Linked DNA regions of Homo sapiens: regions 2 and 3 are each linked to region 1. A link is a contact called in ENCODE Hi-C or POLR2A ChIA-PET data. All regions are on one chromosome and are shown on one strand. Each heading gives the region's core, a stretch centred on a gene start or an enhancer-like site at or near the end of the contact. The rest is flanking DNA. Distances are from core to core; before and after follow the strand shown.

What was found. A loop is a pair of places that touch in the nucleus more often than their neighbours do. ChIA-PET counts read pairs that join two places held with the same protein, here RNA polymerase II (POLR2A). Pooled maps may share reads with other maps.
Region 2: a loop to region 1 is called in a map of naive thymus-derived CD4-positive, alpha-beta T cell, with 18 times the contacts of the local background. The contact joins the promoter of BOD1L1 here to the promoter of PACRGL in region 1. A Hi-C loop is called at or near these places in 1 of 168 maps with a recorded cell type or tissue (naive thymus-derived CD4-positive, alpha-beta T cell) and 5 of 50 pooled maps. POLR2A ChIA-PET finds 5 or more read pairs at or near these places in 1 of 52 experiments (OCI-LY7).
Region 3: a loop to region 1 is called in a map of naive thymus-derived CD4-positive, alpha-beta T cell, with 25 times the contacts of the local background. The contact joins the promoter of CPEB2 here to the promoter of PACRGL in region 1. A Hi-C loop is called at or near these places in 2 of 168 maps with a recorded cell type or tissue (CD4-positive, alpha-beta memory T cell and naive thymus-derived CD4-positive, alpha-beta T cell) and 8 of 50 pooled maps.

The regions. Positions count from the first base shown.
Region 1 is chr4:20,698,363-20,702,304 of GRCh38, reverse strand. PACRGL (parkin coregulated like) reads right to left here and starts at 1,847. Exons shown (of 9, transcript NM_001258345.3): 1 at 1,518-1,847. RefSeq lists an enhancer at 1,615-1,734.
Region 2 is chr4:13,625,652-13,629,593 of GRCh38, reverse strand. BOD1L1 (biorientation of chromosomes in cell division 1 like 1) reads left to right here and starts at 1,869. Exons shown (of 26, transcript NM_148894.3): 1 at 1,869-2,249. The coding sequence starts at 2,007. MIR5091 (microRNA 5091) reads right to left here and starts at 1,729; the gene lies at 1,637-1,729. RefSeq lists enhancers at 979-1,709, 1,713-1,872, 1,710-2,440 and a silencer at 2,013-2,212.
Region 3 is chr4:15,000,284-15,004,225 of GRCh38, reverse strand. CPEB2 (cytoplasmic polyadenylation element binding protein 2) reads right to left here and starts at 1,745. Exons shown (of 12, transcript NM_001177382.2): 1 at 1-1,745. The coding sequence starts at 1,552. It overlaps CPEB2-DT (CPEB2 divergent transcript), which reads left to right and starts at 2,181. Exons shown (of 8, transcript NR_038857.1): 1 at 2,181-2,288; 2 at 2,501-2,600; 3 at 2,997-3,065. RefSeq lists silencers at 287-496, 597-746, 797-1,106, 1,607-2,466 and an enhancer at 2,707-2,756.

The DNA of each region.
Region 1 (3,942 bases), core at 598-3,097:
CAGCAAAGACGCGTACCCACAAACATAACAAGGGCACAGGCAGCCATATCAAATTATGATGCACATTTTTCAATACTACCTACCAATTCAGTGGAAGTTTTGGATGGAATTTTATGGCTAAATTTCTATCTTCCTTCACGTCAAAAAGTTGTTCCTGTAACAAACTAATGGGGAGGTGTTGCATTATATTTTGAATGAGTTCAAAAAGTCACCAAAACTCATTTGAAAAAGTTTTAAACATGGTAGAAAATCGAGCTTCTACAGTTTATGAGTATACAGGACAACTTTTATGTACAATATATAATTTTCAGCATTAAACATACAGTAATGCAAACACGTCTACATCCCCTTTCAAAATCCTGTATTAGAGAATTTCCTTCCAAAACAATTGCTTTTTCACTTAAAATTTTTATCCTTTACCTTAACGACAAATTACAGTTGGCTCTCCGTATATGCGGGTTCCACATCTATAGATTTGACCCAACCACGGATACGGAGAGCAGACTGGAGGACTTTGGCATGGGTGGATTTGGGTATCTGAAAGAGACTGGGGGGAGGGAGGGAGTCCTGGAGCCAATTCTCCACGGACACCAAGGGACGACGGGAAATGTAGTCAATTTTTTAAAATAATATCCACCTGGAAGCATGCCACTGACAAGCCTGGAGCATGAGTTGTTTGTGAAAGCAAGCTTTAAAAATCTTATCCTTGGTAACCCTTTCAAGTGGTTTTTCATTAAATAACATGTAGAGGATGGTGTAAAGGGGCAGTGATGGGGAGAAGCGAACCTGTAAGAACTATTTTGTGTTACAAATATTATCAAGGTCACCGCTCATTCTTTTACAAAACAAGATAAACATTCTAATTATAGATATTAGAATCCATAAATCCACTTAACTTCGAACACCTAAACTATGTCACAATATCAGAAAGCAAACAAACCACCCTATGAAGCCCACACATTCCCCTTAAAGCTTCCTTGGTTGCTACAGGTCATCTATCTACAAGGGACTGCCGGTATCTGTGTCAATGGTAGGAAAGTGTACTTTCTATCATTGTTTGGGCAGCTGATATAGCCTATTTCTTTCCCTGTATGTACTTTCTCCCGTACTCAGCTTTAAGACCACTGAACTAAAACAATTCTCAGTCAGCAGAGCCCTGCTTTCTAATCCAGGTCTAGAAAGTTCCAAACGTGTAAGTAAGAGCCCCACTAAAGAAACCATGTTCCATTTGTAAAGCTCTGTCAAATTCTAAAAGACCCAGAGCCCAATAGTCACTTATCCCAGTCCCTTTTTTACCAGAAAGTAAATTCAAAGGGCCAGTATTAGGGTCGCACAATCTGCTTAGGGGTCTTAGAATCTATTTTCCACCTTCCCAGCCACCCCTCCTACACTCACTTCTAGATACTTAAAGACCAGTCCAGAGCCAGGATGCTATCAAAGTCAGCAAAAGAGGAAGACACAGAAAAAAAATAAAGAAAAAACAGAGATTTTTTAAAGGGGCCGAGGGAGGAGTTTACCAGTTTCAATTAAGGTTAACGAAGGCTACTCTCGACTGACCCTCTACCCCAGGAAAGGAGGGGTACACTCCAAGCGCTCACGATCTCAAGGGTCCTTAGCAACGGGGTCCAGCGGCCCTAGCAACAGATCAGGAAGCAAGCCGGCTTGGCAGAGAGCGCAGACAGGACACCTGTACCCGCGGTTCACGGCTCCGGGGACCCGTTCCTACCGCGCCTCTCTCCCGCCGCGATCCGCACACCAGCTGCCCCCCACCGGGGGGGGCTTATGACCGGCACTCGGTCGGCCAACAACCGCGGCTACCGCCACCGAGCGCCTGCGTTTGGGGAAATGAGGCTCCGCGCGGCCCGCCCCTGAACCTGGTCGCGCCGCGCAATGACGTCAGACGCACGCTGCGTCGTCTAAACCAATGGTAAGAGGTCGCGGAGGCGCCCCAGAAGAGGGTTGCCCAGGCAACCAGGCGCCAGGAGTTCAGGGGGCAGCTCACGCACTGCAGGCGCTGTCTCTGGCGACAAAGGGGCACGTGGTGGAGGATGTTTTTCGAATAAGAGGTCCGGAGAGCAGAGGGACGATGACGGGTTCCCAGTCGCCTGCGCCCTAGCCTCTCTTCAGTCCATGTGCTTAACTCCTAAACGCTTTTCTCGCACACTTAATACTCATTGTTCCTCAGCTATCTTACCCTCAATACTCGGAGAACTGAAGACTGTGAACTCCTCCCCCCGAGTCTTCAGGGGTGAGAGCCGAAGCCATCTGCATGCCCAGCTGTGGGATTTTCTTGTAGTTTCCTGTTCTATCTGGCTAAATCATAAGCCTAGCTGTGGAAATTCGTTTCCTGTCGTATTTTATGAATCTCATATGCTATTGCATTCTTCACAGTATATCCGCATTTAAATAGTAAAAAGCACGATTTTGTGCTCTACATTATTTTTAATAGTAAAAATATTTAATAGTGAAAAGCACGATTTTATGCTCCACATCATAACAAAACTGATGCTGCAGGAAAATGCATATTCCCTTGTATTGCATTCCACCAGCAACAATTTGGGTTGTCATAGTTAAGTCCAAGCCCTTTGGACCTGTCCACTGCACTCCTCTTTAGCATCCTCTACTGTTGCCAACCCAAAGCCCTAACTTTTTGCTTAGGTAACACTAAATTGGCATTGTCTGAGCACTCGAGGCTGTGTAATCCTTCTGTGCTCCTGTAGCTCCATCCTTGCTACTTGACCAGCACCCCAGAAGCATCTTCATTAGATTGTGAGTTTCCTCAGGATAAGGATTTTAACTTTGCCCTTTTTATTTCTCCAGCTTCAAGCATAATGCAGTGGGTATTCAACTAATGTCTTCTGAATGAATAAAATGAATTAATAAATTCTGTCTATGTCTAATTTCTCTAATGTTCTGTGAACCTTGCATACAAATCTAAGTTTTAAAATTTATTATAATGTATTTACCTATCTTTCTCACTAGACTGAAATTGTCTTTATTGCTTTTCTATCCCCAATGCCTAGCGCAATGCATGCTTAACTAACGTTTTTAAAAGGAAAAAGAAATTTTTAAAAAAAAAAATCTTATATCCTGTATCTTCAGCTACTTTTACTTTATAATCTCTCATCTCCAGCTTCCTCAAGACTTATTATATTTTCCTTACTCCTAGCATCTCCAGTGTCAGACTCAGTAGAGCTCCTAGTTCGTGACCTTTTAACCCCTCCTCCCTGGACTATAAGAATGATTTGTATTCAGTATCGCAGAGGAATGACAAGCATATGTGTTCTGGAGTTAAGCTATCTAAAACTCACCACCCCTTATCAGCTATGAGTCCTTGTGGATGACGACTCCTACAAGCCTCAATTTCCTCTTCATTATTGGGTTATTGCGAGACTTAAATTTAAGAGGACAATTGAATACCTGACACATAGGAAGTACTCAATAAGTATTAGCTAGTGCAATTATTCAGGTGAAAGCAAATTAAGACTAACGTGGAGGACATCGTAAGTGGCAAAAGTCTCATGCTATGTGTTGGTGTATGAACCATGGACGATGACACGGATTTTTCAGATCTTTATAATAACAATTAGTATAAGCTTCTCCTAATCACAGTTAAAACAGCCTCTTCTAAACTTTCTGTCATCATTTTAGAAAATGAACAGAAAACATGCTCCTTGGCATTGCAACTCTATCAGGATATTATGCAATAAGTGGTGGGTGCTTTCTTGAATACACTGGTTTGACAAGCCTGTGAGGCATCCAGGGGGAGCTAACTAGCATGCTGTTGGATCTGCTCATCTAGAGGGCAGGAAAGAGAACTGGGCATAGCTATGGATTTTTGAGCCATCAGCATATGTAGACGCTGAGTTGGGCGATAGGAGTAATACCTTCTAGGAAAGCTCACAATATGTGAGAAACAGAGCACTGATTGTGGACTTTTGT
Region 2 (3,942 bases), core at 620-3,119, 7.1 Mb after region 1:
GTTAATTAGGTTATAAGGTAAACATTTAACATTCTTAACAAACCTTTTTTTTTCTTGTTTTTGAGAAGGGTCTCACTCTGTTGCTCAACCTGGAGTGTACTGGCCCCATCATGGCTCACTGCAGACTTGACTTCTTGGGCTCGGGTGATCCTCCCACCTAATCCTCCCAAGTAGGTAGGACTACAGGTGCACGCCACTACACCGCCTAATTTCTTTTATTTTTTTGTAGAGGTGGGGTCTTGCCATGTTGCCCAGGCTGGTCTTGAACTCTGGACTCAACCGATCCTCCCGCCTCAGCCTCCCAAAGTGCTAGGATTACAGGCGTGAGACACTGTGCCCAGTGACAAAGATTTTGAACTTGAATGAGCTAAATCTGCAGTTGCAAATTTTGACAAAAACATAATTTAACCACCTGATAACAAAAATAAATCTTATCCAAAACTATTTATGAAAATGAAAAATGTTTAGATATTCTCCAAACTTTCAGTATATCAGGTGAAAGGTACACCTCATTGAAAAAATCAGGTCTAATTCATAGTCATTTGGTATCTTGGTAAAACCTATCTGGTATATTTCCCAGAATCTGAAAGAGTGAAAAAATAAGGATTAAGTAAACAAATCCTTTGGCAAGCCAGGTGGTTTTCAGCTCTTTGCTTTCCATAAAATAGAAGGAGGGCCTAATTGAAGTCAGCTCATAGATAATCAAATCTAATTTTTTGAGGTCAAGAATTGAATGATATTGCTACAACAAAACTCTTCCATTCCTAGGCACAGTACTTGTTTATATGAACAAGGTTTCTCAGGGCACACAGCTATAAAAATTACAAATAGGAATAGAATTGATGCTCAACCCTTCTTTTCCTACTAATAAGATATATTCAGCCACAGATGTAGGAACTTTAAAAAGCAACAATATGCATTTTTCAATAAAGTTACACACACTATTTAGTAATTATGAAATTTTCTAATATTTATGTTGCTTTGACCACGTACTAATAATAATTTCAAAGATGATGCAGTCCAAAAGCAGGTGATTTGCTAGCTGTGTAATCTTACTCAACATACTTAATTTATCTGAGCCTTGGTTCCCTGATTTGCAAACTGGGGACAGTAATCAGACCTAGCTCTTAGTGTTTGTCCAAAGATTAAATGCGTTAATACATGTAAAAGCACTTAACGCCACGCTTGGTACATAATATGTGCTATAGATGTTTTACCTGCTATAATCATAGTAATCAATAGCAAATCTCCTAAAAATAAAAGCCTGTCGATTTGTCTTCACAGATAGGAAGAACGGGCTGGAGGGATCGGATCTAATCCACAGGCACACTGCCAGAAACAAGGGACCCCCACGGGGAAATGGTATGTGCAGGCAGAAGAGAGACAGAAGGAACTTGGAGCTACCTGCTGGGACAAGAATAGTGCAGGATCACAGGCTAAGAACGAAGAGGGTTGGGCGAAGTTAGAATGAGCAGATCCACGTAGGGTTCGCATTACAAATGTCTATGGATCTCTATGCACTGCTCCGGGAAACTGGAGCAAGAGAGGCAGGCCTAAAATGCCGTCGCGGATGAAGCGGGGCCAGAAACGCACTGCCCCCGCTCAGACCTAGGGCCCCAGGTGTCGCGCGGGTCGAAGCCCTAACCTCCAGGGACTCCAGACCCCTGCCGGTGACCTAAACCCCACAACCCGCGACCAGCACAGTCTTGTCGTCTCCGTCGCCACAGTCGCCGCCACTTCCGGCGCAGCTCGGCCTCGCGAGGGCGCTTGCGCCCGGCGACGGTCGAAACTGGCTCTTCGCGGCCTCCGTCGCCGGACTTTCGTCAATGTTGTCACCGTCTTTTCCTCCTTTCCCCCAGTTCCCTTTCACTTCCGGGGTTGCTCTGGATCCGCTGGTTCCGTAACAACATCCCGTTGGCTTCCCTCAGGCGGCGGGACCAGTGCAGCCGCCGCCTCCCAGGATCGTCCGCCGGTCAGGGCCCTTGCCCTCCCCGGCACAGGCCACCATGGCCACCAACCCACAGCCGCAGCCGCCTCCTCCGGCGCCGCCGCCTCCCCCGCCGCAGCCGCAGCCGCAGCCACCGCCGCCGCCGCCGGGCCCCGGGGCTGGCCCCGGCGCGGGCGGGGCGGGCGGCGCGGGTGCGGGCGCCGGGGACCCGCAGCTCGTGGCCATGATCGTGAACCACCTCAAGAGCCAGGGGCTCTTCGACCAGTTCCGCAGAGACTGCCTGGCCGACGTGGACACCAAGGTTAGGAGCGCGCCGGGTTTGGGGGTCTGCGAGGGAAGGGGAGGACCCAAGGGCGCGCTTCTTTTGCAGTGGCTTCCTCTTGGAGCTGCAGCTGTGTGCCACGGACTGTGCAAAGCACAGAGTGTTCATTCCTTAGCGTGTCCTTTGGTTCGTTTTACCGACTAGTGTTTAAGTACCTACTACGTGCCAGTCATGGTTTCGGCACAGTGATTACCCCGGTCTGATGAGCAAGACTAAGGCATTGTTCTTACAGGAACTGGTTTGGAAACAGTGGCGCTAACAGTAGCCAGTTTTGTATTCATTCTCATATCTGATGATTTTACTTTGTATCGAAGTTATGTTTGCCTTCTTTCTTGAAGGTTTCTGGGCGGTAAGGGCCTTTATCCTTTGGAGAAATGACTAAATGGTAATTGAATCAAGTTATGTGTAATATGCTTTGCTGGACATCGTGGGGGTGGGAGCGCAAAGATAAGGAGGCAAACCTGAGACAGGACTTTAGTATTGTTTCTAGCAGTGATTGCCTGATTTAGGTAACTTAGGCCATGTCACCATTCTAAGGTAAGAAGGGACAGGAAGGTGGGGTAGAGAGAACCGAGTCATTCAGTGGAGAAAAGATGCAGGAGAGGTGACAGCAGATACTGAAGTGGAGAAAGGACAGGAAAGAGAGCAGATTCAGGAGAGTAATGTAGAGAAGGGAAAGGACAGCAACAAGGTTCCCTGTCCAGAAAGAGAGGCTGGAAAGGGGAAGGGATTTTGTACCAAATGTCAGAGTGAAAGGGACATTAGCAGGAACAAGTAAACTTAGCTGGATTGGCAAAGAATTAGCCAAAGACACCAGGAAAGAGCAGTCAGTGAGATGGATGGAAAACCACAGTACAGTCTAGAATTCTGGAAGCAGAAAGCATGTTGGAAAATTAACTGGTTTGTAGGGGTTGTTTTTGTCTGCTTGTTAAATCTGGTTGGGTCCATTGGATTGGAGTTTTGATGAAATGAGGGTTTCCTTTTTTTTTTTTTTTTTTTTTTTTGAGACAGAGTCTCGCCCTGTCGCCAGGCTGGAATGCAATGGCGTGATCTCGGCTCACTGCAACCTCCGCCTCCCGGGTTCAAGCGACTCTCCTGTCTCAGCCTCCCAAGTAGCTGGGATTACAAGCGCGTGCCACCACGCCCTGCTAATTTTTGTATTTTTAGTAGACACAAGGTTTCACCGTGTTGGCCAGGATGGTCTCGATCTCCTGACCTCGTGATTCGCCCAGTAGGCATGAGCCACCGCGCCCGGTCGAGGGTTTTCTCATAGTATGTTTAGTTGTTCTGAGGAGCTTTGTATCTTTGAGAAATGCATGTTTACAACATCCACAGTTTCTTCTAAAGCTTTCAGGTGAACTGCACACAGTTCCACTATGTCTTCTGGGGAAACTCTTGAATATCCTGGTACATCTTCCTTTATAAGGACTCATACTGGGCCCACTATGTAAAACGTGGTTTTTCGGGATATTGGAGGTTTTGCACCACAGAGAATTCAATTCACTTGGGAGTGTTCATCTATTTAGGAAGTATAGTTTTTTTTACTTTTGTCTTCAGGAATATGCACTGCTACCTTTTAGAAATAATTTCTATTGCCTTTATTATTTTTGTTGTTATTTAATGGGAAAAGGTTAGACATGGCCAGGTAAATGTTATCAAATAAAGTTAGTTA
Region 3 (3,942 bases), core at 496-2,995, 5.7 Mb after region 1:
GCGCCGCGGGCGGCGGGGGCTGCTGTTGAGGTATATTCATGGCGGGCGGCGGCGGAGGGGGCACAGCGGTAGCCGAGAAGGGGCCGCCGAAGCCGCCGCCGCCGCCGCCGCTCGTCGGAACGCTGAGCCCAGTGCAGCCGTGCGGCGACACGGGCGAGAAGCTAGGGAAGAAGGCCGGGTTCATGGACGACGGCAGCCCGGGGTAGAAGCCGTTCTCTGAGTCGGGGCTGGGCGGCGGCATGGCGCTGAGCGAGCCGCCGCTGCCGCCGCCCGGGGTGGTGGCAGACGAGCCGGGCGGCTGCGGCTGCGGCTGGGGCGGCTGCTGGGGTGGCGGCGGCTGCTGCTGCGGCTGGGTCGGCGGCGGCTGCTGGGGCTGGGGTGGCGGCGACGCGGTCTGCACCGACCAGGGGGTGCCGAAGCCGGGCAGCGGCGGCGGCGACGCGGAGCCGCCTCCCCCTCCGCCTCCTGGGGGCCCCCCGCCCCCGCCGCCGCCGCCGCCGCCCGGGTGTGGAAGGTCCGGGCTCTGCAGGCTGCTGAAGGCGCCCGCGCCAAGCGCACCTCCGGGCAGGAGGTTACTGGGACTGTTGAGCAGAGGGTGGTTGGGGGACTCCATGGAGCCCGGCGCGGGGTTCACCGGCGTCGAGGAGGCCAAGCCCGCATTGGGGGACTCGGCGGCGCTGCCCTCGCCCGCGGCTGGGGTCTTGCGAGGGCTGCCCGCGCCTCCGTGGCGGCGCCGCGGGGCTGCAGGCGGCGAGGGAGGGAGCTGCGGGAGCGGGGGCAGGTCTGCCGGACGCTGCCGCGGGGCGAAGTCCTGCGGCGAGAGGTGCTGCTGATGCAGGAGGCTGAACTGCTGCGGCGGCTGTTGCTGCTGGCGCTGAGCGAGCTGCGCCGGCTGGAGGAGCGGGCCGGCTGGCGGCGGCGGCGGGCTGAACCGACCGGGGCAGTGGAGCGGCGGAGGCGGCGGCGGCGGCTTCGAGTCCGGAGGGTGGGGAAGGTGGGGAGGGCTGAACTCTTTCCTCTTCTGGCTGCTCAGCTGCTGCTGCTGCCGCTTACTGAAGTCCTGCGGGGAGGAGGTGCGGCAGCAGCAGCAGGAGGAGGCGGAGGAGGAGGAGGGGTGGTGCAGACTCGGTTTGAAGTCCTGGGAGGGGAGGAGGTGGGTCACACCCGCGATCGTGCCGCCGCCGGGGTGGTGGTCGGGGAGTTTCTCCGTGGCCGCCGCCCCCGAAAGCGGCCGCGCCGGCTGCTGTGTCAGCCCCAGAAGCAGCTCATCCTGCATGGTCTGCTGATGCGCCAGGAACGGGGAGGAAGAGGAAGCGGCGGCGGCCGGGCTGCCCGCGCCGCCGCCGAGGGGGACGGAGAAGGGGGAGGCGGCCTCTAAGAAGCCGGTGACAGGCAACGGTGGTGGCGACAGTGGGCCGAAGGGCGTGGCGGAGGGCAGCGGGTTGACGGACCCCACGGCGTAAGGACCATACGCCTCGCCGCAGAACAGGGGCCCAGGACTGCTACTTCGGAGCGGGGCGGTCTGCAGCACCCCAAACCCGAAATCCCTCATTTATCAGGCCGCCGGCAGCGGGAGGAGACGCTCCTCGTCCCCTGCCCCACCTAGGAAGCCGCCGGCGCTGGGGTTGCGCGGCCGTGGTGGAAGGAGGGGGAGTCAGTGAGAGAGGGACACCGTGACTGAGCCAGGGGGCACCGACTTCGGCCCCACCACCCCTCGCGGCGATCGCCGCCGCCGCCGCCGTCGCAGTCGCCGTAGCCGCCCTGGCCGCTTAAGAACCCCGGAACGTGCGTCAGCGCCACCTCACAATCGCGCCGCCCCCCGCGGTGCGTCCCGGCACGCGCGGGCGCGAGGCCACCGCGTCCCCGTCGCCCCTCCCCGCCCCTCATTACTATGCAGACGCAGCCGAGGGCGCGCTCGCGCTCCCGGGAGGGCGGGAGCGAGCGGCGTGTCCCGTTGGGTCTCTCCGCTCCCGGGGAAATGGACAGGCCGGTTGGGGTGGGGGTCGGCTGGCAAACAGTGGTCGGGAGCATTGGGCGGGCGCGCGCACGAGGGCAAGCACGCGCGGGAGGGAGGGACGGTTCCTGGGCAACGGCCCCTCCTTGGCGCGGGATCCGCGCAGAGTCTGCCTGGGTCGCACGCGTCTCCGCCCCTCGCGGTGCCTCCTCCTTCCTGTCACCTCGGTTCCGCCCTGGGTGGGGAGAAGCCCTGCTGCACCACTCGGGCTTCCCAGAGCGGGGCTGGCCCGCGGGGGAAACTGAGGCCCGGGACCCCGACCGGCGCCTGCACTGTGCGACCCGCGTAGAAATAGGCGCCCGAGGGGCCCCCAGCGCAACGCGGGAGCCCGGCCCAGCCCGGGGGTCCTGTGGTGAACTAGCGTCTGGGCTCTGCCGGCTTGAAGTCCGCTGAGCGCCTCGCCGCGCACCTCTAGACCCCGAGTCCCCGATCTAGGGCCTCCTTGTAGCCCTAGGTAGCGCCCTCTAAGCTTGTTTCTGTTTTTAGGCGCTGGTAGGAGTGCTGTCACCGACGTCGTAGAGCCGCCGAGGGTGTTTCTGTAGGGTAAACATGAAGCCTCGGCTATATTCCAGGCATTTTCACTTGGGTAAGAAGGAACAAAGTCCCTGGAACAAACACGCTCCGCGTGGTTATTTACACACTCGGATGCGTGGAACGGGTTCCACGGCGAGCTCCCATAGTAACCCCGGGCCAGCTCCGCTTCATAAAAGCCTTTCGTGTGCCATCAGGGCTGCAGCGTGGGACTCCTCCCCACCACATTCATTCCGGCGTCCCCGCCCCTTCCCCCCAGGGAGACTCTAATTTATTCCTAAGCTTTATGAATTTTCAAGGGAGAAATAGTTCTTACATCAGGGAAAAAAGGAGGTTCTGACTCAGCAGCAGACTTGTTGAGACTTGCAAAATGGAAGGGAGAGAGCTTTCCATGGTAGAGCTCTTTAGAAGCATTAGAGGAGGAACTAATCCTGTGTTTCCTTTTGTATAGAAACATTTTACATAAAGTATTTGAAGGTCTAGATAAAGAATAACAGAGTGATCCATACTACATGATGAGGTGAACTTTATGTTTCTGTTTTGTAATTTTAACTGTTTTGCTTGATGCTTAGAGAAATGAAACTATTAAATGAATCCTAGAATATAGACTCAAACCCCCAAAGCAATAGAAGGTGGATTCAGACTTTACTTGATTTTGGTTTACAAGTGAACTAAGATTAAATATTTAATTTTATAAATTAGCATACTCTTACTGATGTAGGCAGAGTGTACATTTTTATAAGTCCTCATTCTCTATTTGAATTCTACTTCTGTTCAGTGTCTCAAATTTATATAAATCGAAATAAACATGGTAGAAAGAGAGCAACATTGCCCCAGGGAACTATACTTCATGTATAATGTTTATCTCTGCTATCCTGTCCAATGAACCAAGTTTTATGTTGCCTTTACAATAAGGAAAAAGTACTTTTTAAAAAACTCAAATGGTTCAGAATTTGGTCAGGTGAATAGAAAATTGGTTCAACTTATTAATCTCAAAATCATTTTTAACAGTCAGGCAAAATGTAGAACTGGAGAAGTATTTTTATTCTAAATTACAATGTCTAGAAAATAACCTGAGCTCAGAATTTAAAATATAAATGGTTATTTTCAGAGTATATATTGACATATTAAATATTCATTTTTTAAAAGGTATTGTGCAGGAAAAAAAACTACTTCTGCAACTAAGGAATGTAAAGTCTTAACAACGGATGATTTTTTTCCAAGTACAGTTGTATTTGATTGGAATCATTTGCAGATCCAACAACAAATCTTGAAATAGGGGGAAAATACAGGTATAAACCTTAGCTCAATTATCCACTAACACCGCAGTTAGTAAAGAGGAGAGAGCACATACTTTTAAAAGCTAACTGGTGCCTTTCTGGGCTAGAGTTTTGAAC